Linked DNA regions of Homo sapiens: region 1 is linked to region 2. Evidence: read pairs that join two places in POLR2A ChIA-PET (ENCODE). Cell type or tissue: PC-9. All regions are shown on one strand. Links, peaks and the distances in the headings refer to the core of each region. The heading gives the core; the rest is flanking DNA.

What was found. Peaks named below come from ENCODE experiments on the same cell type or tissue, not always from the same donor. Only the 100,000 strongest peaks of a DNase experiment are listed, where the experiment ranks them.
Region 1: POLR2A ChIA-PET joins it to region 2 with 15 read pairs; 2 of 35 experiments call an interaction of 5 or more read pairs at or near these places.

Annotation. Positions count from the first base shown.
Region 1 is chr21:31,253,332-31,256,245 of GRCh38, forward strand. All of the region lies in intron 4 of TIAM1 (TIAM Rac1 associated GEF 1), which reads right to left. It overlaps LOC105372777 (a long non-coding RNA gene), which reads left to right and starts at 2,089. Exons shown (of 2, transcript XR_937661.3): 1 at 2,089-2,326. In PC-9, for the core only: no CTCF peak of the experiment used is centred there; no DNase peak of the experiment used is centred there.
Region 2 is chr21:31,583,595-31,586,508 of GRCh38, forward strand. No RefSeq gene overlaps it. Among named protein-coding and RNA genes, the nearest start is that of TIAM1-AS1, 26 kb to the left of the region's middle. RefSeq lists enhancers at 1-591, 592-1,376 and a silencer at 2,609-2,809. In PC-9, for the core only: no CTCF peak of the experiment used is centred there; no DNase peak of the experiment used is centred there.

The DNA of each region.
Region 1 (2,914 bases), core at 107-2,606, 330 kb before region 2:
TCTGGTTCAAACACGTAAAAACTAACCAGATATTCTGAATTACCATACAAATGAATGCTCTGGGCTCCTATCTTTGCTGAGAGGCAATGGGGGCAGTATGAGCCATGCCACAAACTAATACTGGCCTACACAAGGCCCCAGACAGACACTGTGCCCATATCTCCACGAACTTCACTTAGTTCTAAGAATTGCTCAAAGTTCACCTTCATCATGAAGAAATACTAAATAAGCAACTAAAAGAGATGTATAGCAAGACATGGAAAAAAGAGGGTGGTGGGAGTAGAATGGCAGCAGGAGATTGCTGGGTGAGCTTCTAGGGATCAACTCCATTATAAATGGAGCTTAGACCCCTGGGAGTTAGAGGGACTTAAGGGAAAGAAAGAAACCACGAATGCAGCTCAGATGCAGACCCCTATAACTGCTGGTTCCCACAGCTTTGCTATCTGCTATCCTGCTTATTAACATCCACGGGTGGTCATGAAAGACCTAGAGCCAATTGGTAAAAATCCTCTACACAAACAGGAAAACACTGTTATCAACCCACATTTCTCCTTGGCAGGGACATTGACCATATGCTTCCCTCTTGATACAAGACAAAAGAAAATTTGACAATTGTTGATTATTCAGGATAACCAATGAGTTACACAAGATGAGTCTGTGAATTTTCCAAACTTTTGGATTCATTTTCATGTCTCAGTCCTTCTGGGAAGAAGGTTTGGTATGCGTGAAAACATCAGCTATTAAGCTCTCTCTAAAATGCAAAGAGGTGAAATGCTTCTCTGCAAGACAGGGAAATTTAGCTACACAGGTAACATCCCTATTCCATAAGAGAGACTTTGGTACAAAGGAGAAAAAATGATCCCAGGCATCTTGTAATTCCCAGAGCTCCAGAAGAGGAAGGGACTTGGCAAAGCTATCTCATTGATTGACAGCCTGCGGCTTAGAAAATCACAAGTCTGGTTGGTGGCAGATGGGAAGTTGAAACCTATCCTTCCAAGTACACTTTCCACTATTATATGGTGACCTCATGACTCAGCTGCAGGTAGCACCTGACCAGATTCTGTCTAAATATTCAGTCTCAGCAGGGCATGGTGGCTCATGCCTATAATCCCTGCACTTTGGGAGGCTGAAGCGGGTGGATCACCTGAGGTCAAGAGTTTGAGACCAGCCTGGGCAACAAGGTGAAACCCCATCTCTATTAAAACTACAAAAAAATCAGCCACACATGGTGGTGCACACCTGTAGTCCCAGCTACTCGGGAGGTTGAGGCAGGTGGGAGGATCACTTGAGTCCAGGAAGTGGAGGTTGCAGTGAGCCAAGACTGCACCACTGCACTCCAGCCTGGGCAACAGAGAGAGAGAGACCCTGTCTCAAAACAAAACAAACAAACAAATCAATCCCATGCCTTCCCCCTTTTCTTACCAACAATGGCTCTTCCAGATTTTTTCAGCAAAAGCTGAGTGACTGTGACCTGCCTGGCAAAAAGCTAAAACCTGCAAGTGCAAGAAAGGGGAAGGAGGATGGGAAGAGAGAATAAGGAAAAGCGAGGCAGAAACCCGAAAGACCAACTCTCAAGGGCGTGTCTCATAAGAGTTCACTACATTGCCAACACCATCCATCCCTTTACAGAAGGCCCTCACATCTGTCTCTATTTAAACTAAGAGTAAGGCCTCAATGGACACTCACCTCTGTATAAGACCTGAACATCTGCTCATGCCAACTGATGCTGTAGCTTTGCCATGACCAGACTGTGTGTGTTCAACTCTGGGACAACCACTAAACCAAGCAAGGAAGTGATTACTCCAGGTAAAAGACCTGCGGGCCCCAGGTGAGCTTGCATGCTTTGGAAGCAAACAGCTCCGTGTCATCAACGGGGAATGCTCTTGTCATCTGTGATCCAAGACAACTCCACCTTGTCTCCTTAAGTGGTTATTCAGGCTCAGTGGTACACATGCCCCCACTGATATGTGACCCAGCCCATTGAGAAACGGATGCAGGTTGCCCAGCCCCAGCCCTTATTCAGTCATGAAACTTGGGATGTCCCAAATTCCCAGAAGTCCATTCTCCAGCATTGCTGGAAAGGGTGATGACCCAGCCAGAGGTGCTACTCAACACCGCTCTTTCTTTCCTTCATTGTGTTGCAAACTTACTTAGTGGTCATCTTTCAGAGGGGCTCCTGCTACTACCCACCTGAGAATCCTGATCCTCCCCCTATCCCAGAAGCACCTGTAAACCTCCCCAGTCTTCCCAGCAGTGAGGAATACAGAAGACTGACACCACGGAATAGTCCCAGGGGAGCCTCAGCAGTTTTTGTAGCAACTGCAAGGTAGGTTACCTCTTAGAGTCAAATACTAAATTTTAATCAAAAAAGGCAGAGGACATCAAGGGAGATGGTAAGATCCTGGCTAGACAGAGAAATAATTCTAAACATGGTTCATGATCTAGCTGAGACTTCCAGAAAACAGCTCAAAATAAACTCTCCATGTTAGAACCACTCCGTTGAAGAGATTTCCGATCATGAACAACATTCACAGGGCCGAGAGGCTCTTCAATCCTGTTCTCCCAGGACAAATTCTCTGAAGCCAGATTTTCAGGGCACTCACCAGTTGCCATTCCACTGGCAGCTTCCCCAAAAAATGAATGTATGCACAAGTGGCCAGCTGTAGCCTAATACATACAACAGCTGTGGGCAAGAGTTTTCTTAGCATTTGAGCTGGGCAACAAATGCTTAAATGAGCTCCCAGGCTAAAATGAGGGAGGCAAGAGGCAAATTCAAAGCCTGTTTTCACTGCCTTGAAAACTGGAGGGTCACGCAGCATGAATGTAGACTAATGACACATTGTGGTAAGGCTCCAGTTGTTTTGACAGGAGACTTCAAATACTACCAAAGGGAGAGGTTTTCTGTGCTAATGAT
Region 2 (2,914 bases), core at 255-2,754:
ATAAGAAGAAAGACTGCATAGCTATGAAAAATACACTCTGTCACCAGAGCCACGCAAGAGATCTTTAGAGGAATAAATAGCCGCAGTCTCATAGCAACATTCAGATGAACAATGCTGAGAGCTGAAAGATGTTCTTCGGTTAGAAATTCATGCCTACAAAAGAATACCATCCACGAAGTTCCTCACTGTTAATTACAGATAGTAAAGCCAGTCCACAGGCAATGGAAATGAGGGTCCATCATGCAGCCGGCTTCTTGGGAAGGACTGACCAATATCCTCAGAAAGCTAAAATGAATGAATATGCTTTTTTTTTTTTTTTTTTTTTTTTATTGATCATTCTTGGGTGTTTCTCGCAGAGGGGGATTTGGCAGGGTCATAGGACAATAGTGGAGGGAAGGTCAGCAGATAAAACAAGTGAACAAAGGTCTCTGGTTTTCCTAGGCAGAGGACCCTGCGGCGTTCCGCAGTGTTTGTGTCCCTGGGTACTTGAGATTAGGGAGTGGTGATGACTCTTAACGAGCATGCTGCCTTCAAGCATCTGTTTAACAAAGCACATCTTGCACCGCCCTTAATCCATTTAACCCTGAGTGAACACAGCACATGTTTCAGATAGCACAGGGTTGGGGGTAAGGTCACAGATCAACAGGATCGCAAGGCAGAAGAATTTTTCTTAGTACAGAACAAGATGAAAAGTCTCCCATGTCTACTTCCTTCTACACAGACACGGCAACCATCCGATTTCTCAATCTTCTCCCCACCTTTCCCCCCCTTTCCATTCCACAAAACCGCCATTATCATCATGGCCTTTTTTTTTTTTTTTTTTTGAGACAAGGTCTCTCTCTGACCCCCAGGCTGGAGTGCAGTGGCACGATCTCGGCCCACTGCAACCTCCACCTCCTAGGTTTCAGCAATTCTCCTGCCTCAGCCTCCCAAGTAGCTAGGATTACAAGTGCCTGCCACCACGTCTGGCTAATTTTTGTTTTTTTAGTAGAGACGGGTTTCACCATGTTGGCCAGGTTGGTCTCGAACTCCTGACCTCAGGCGATGCGCCCATGTTGGCCTCCCAAAGTGCTGGGATTACAGGCATGAGCCACTGCACCCAGCCAAATCTGCATATTATAGAGAGGTCTCAGTAACCAGACCCGTAACCTCACAGAGGCTTCTTAAGTGTTTTCTTTTATATTCTGTGCCCTGGTCACACCTACAAATAACAAATAATAATGATAACAGCACAAGGGAAACGAGGATGGTTTCCCTCTCCTACTTGCTACAGACCTACCTCCACAAATAGAGCTGATACATTCGTGGAGCCTATTTGAAGGCTTACTTCTCTGCTTAAAAACTCTTCCATAAAGTAAAATATCGACTTTTGTACTCTCTGGGGGATCTGGCATCCATGGCCCAAGTAGTTAGTAAATGCACATTTTTTCTTTTTTTCTTTTTCTTTTCTTTTTTTTGAGACAGAGTTTCGCTCTTGTTGCCCAGGCTGGAGTGCAATGGTGCTGTCTCTGCTCACTGCAACCCTGCCTCCCAGGTTCAAATGAGTCTCCTGCCTCAGCCTCTCAAGTAGCTGGGGATTACAGGTGCCCACCACCATGCCCGACTCATTTTTGTATTTTTAGTAGAGACAGGGTTTCACTTCGTTGGTCAGGCTGTTCTCAAACTCCTGACTTCAGGTGATCCACCCACCTCGGCCTCCCAAAGAGCTGGGATTACAGTGTGAGCCATCAAGTCCGGACTATCCTCATATGTTTTAATAAGAAGCTAATGTTTTCCCCCAGATTCTGGAGACACAGTGACCCTCTAGGAAGCGGTGGCAGGTATACAGCCATGGTTACCTGACTGAGACAGCTCAGGACAGAGCAATGGAACTGGAGTCCCCTCCTGGCTTTGTCATCTTGTTCCAGAGTGGGCTAGCCCAGGAACCTGACTTCACTGCACCTCAGTTTCCCCATTTAGACAATTAAGTGGCAGATTTCTGTTCACTCCTAATGCAGCTCTAAAAGCCTGCCTTTCTAGTTATCTTCTAGGGGTAGAAAAGAGAGTCAGAAGAGGCCGGGCACAGTGACTCATGTCTGTAATCCCAGCACTTTGGGAGGCTGAGGTGGGCTGATCACTTGAGGTCAGGAATTTGAGACCAGCCTGACCAGCATGGTAAAACCCCATCTCTACTAAAAATGCAAAAAAAAAAAAAAAAAAAATTAGCCGGGTGCGTGCCTGTAATCCCAGCTACTTGGGAGGCTGAGGCAGGAGACTCACTTGAACCCAGGAGGCGGAGGTTGCAGTAAGCTGAGATTGCATCACTGCACTCCAGCCTGGGCAACAAAGCAAGTCTCCATCCTAAAAAAAAAAAAAAAAGGAGAGGTGGGGAGGGGGAGTCAATATAAATGAACAGAAAGCCACCTCTCCCACTTTAAATATATCCGGGCCCTCTCAAAAAAAACCTCACATTTGAAACTTTCCTTTAGGTTCCCCATCTCTGGCCCATGGACTTTGGGGGAGCAGGTCCAGGAAATAAGTCCTTTAATTGGAAGCCAGAAGTATAAGAAAAATGGATCCAGGAGTTTATCCTTTAAATACCAAATCCTTGATTGGGCCTCCTTCCACCAACTGTTCTTTCTTTATCTGAACAAAACAGCAGTGGTCGGTACCAAAAGGCACCGTCCACCGTGCTGGTCTATTTCTGTCCTGCATTGTCATTCTAAATGCTGAGACGATGGCTTATCAGGACCTTGGAGAGATCAACGCTATCCTGAGAGATTGAATTAAGGTATTGGTAAATGCCTGCCAAGATTGAATTAAGATTGGTAAATACCTTGGTAGGCTAGAACAATGGATGAAATCTAACAATTGAAATTTAATCGGAAAAAAAAAGAAATTTAATCAGGATAAATGTACATTCTGGTCCACAGAA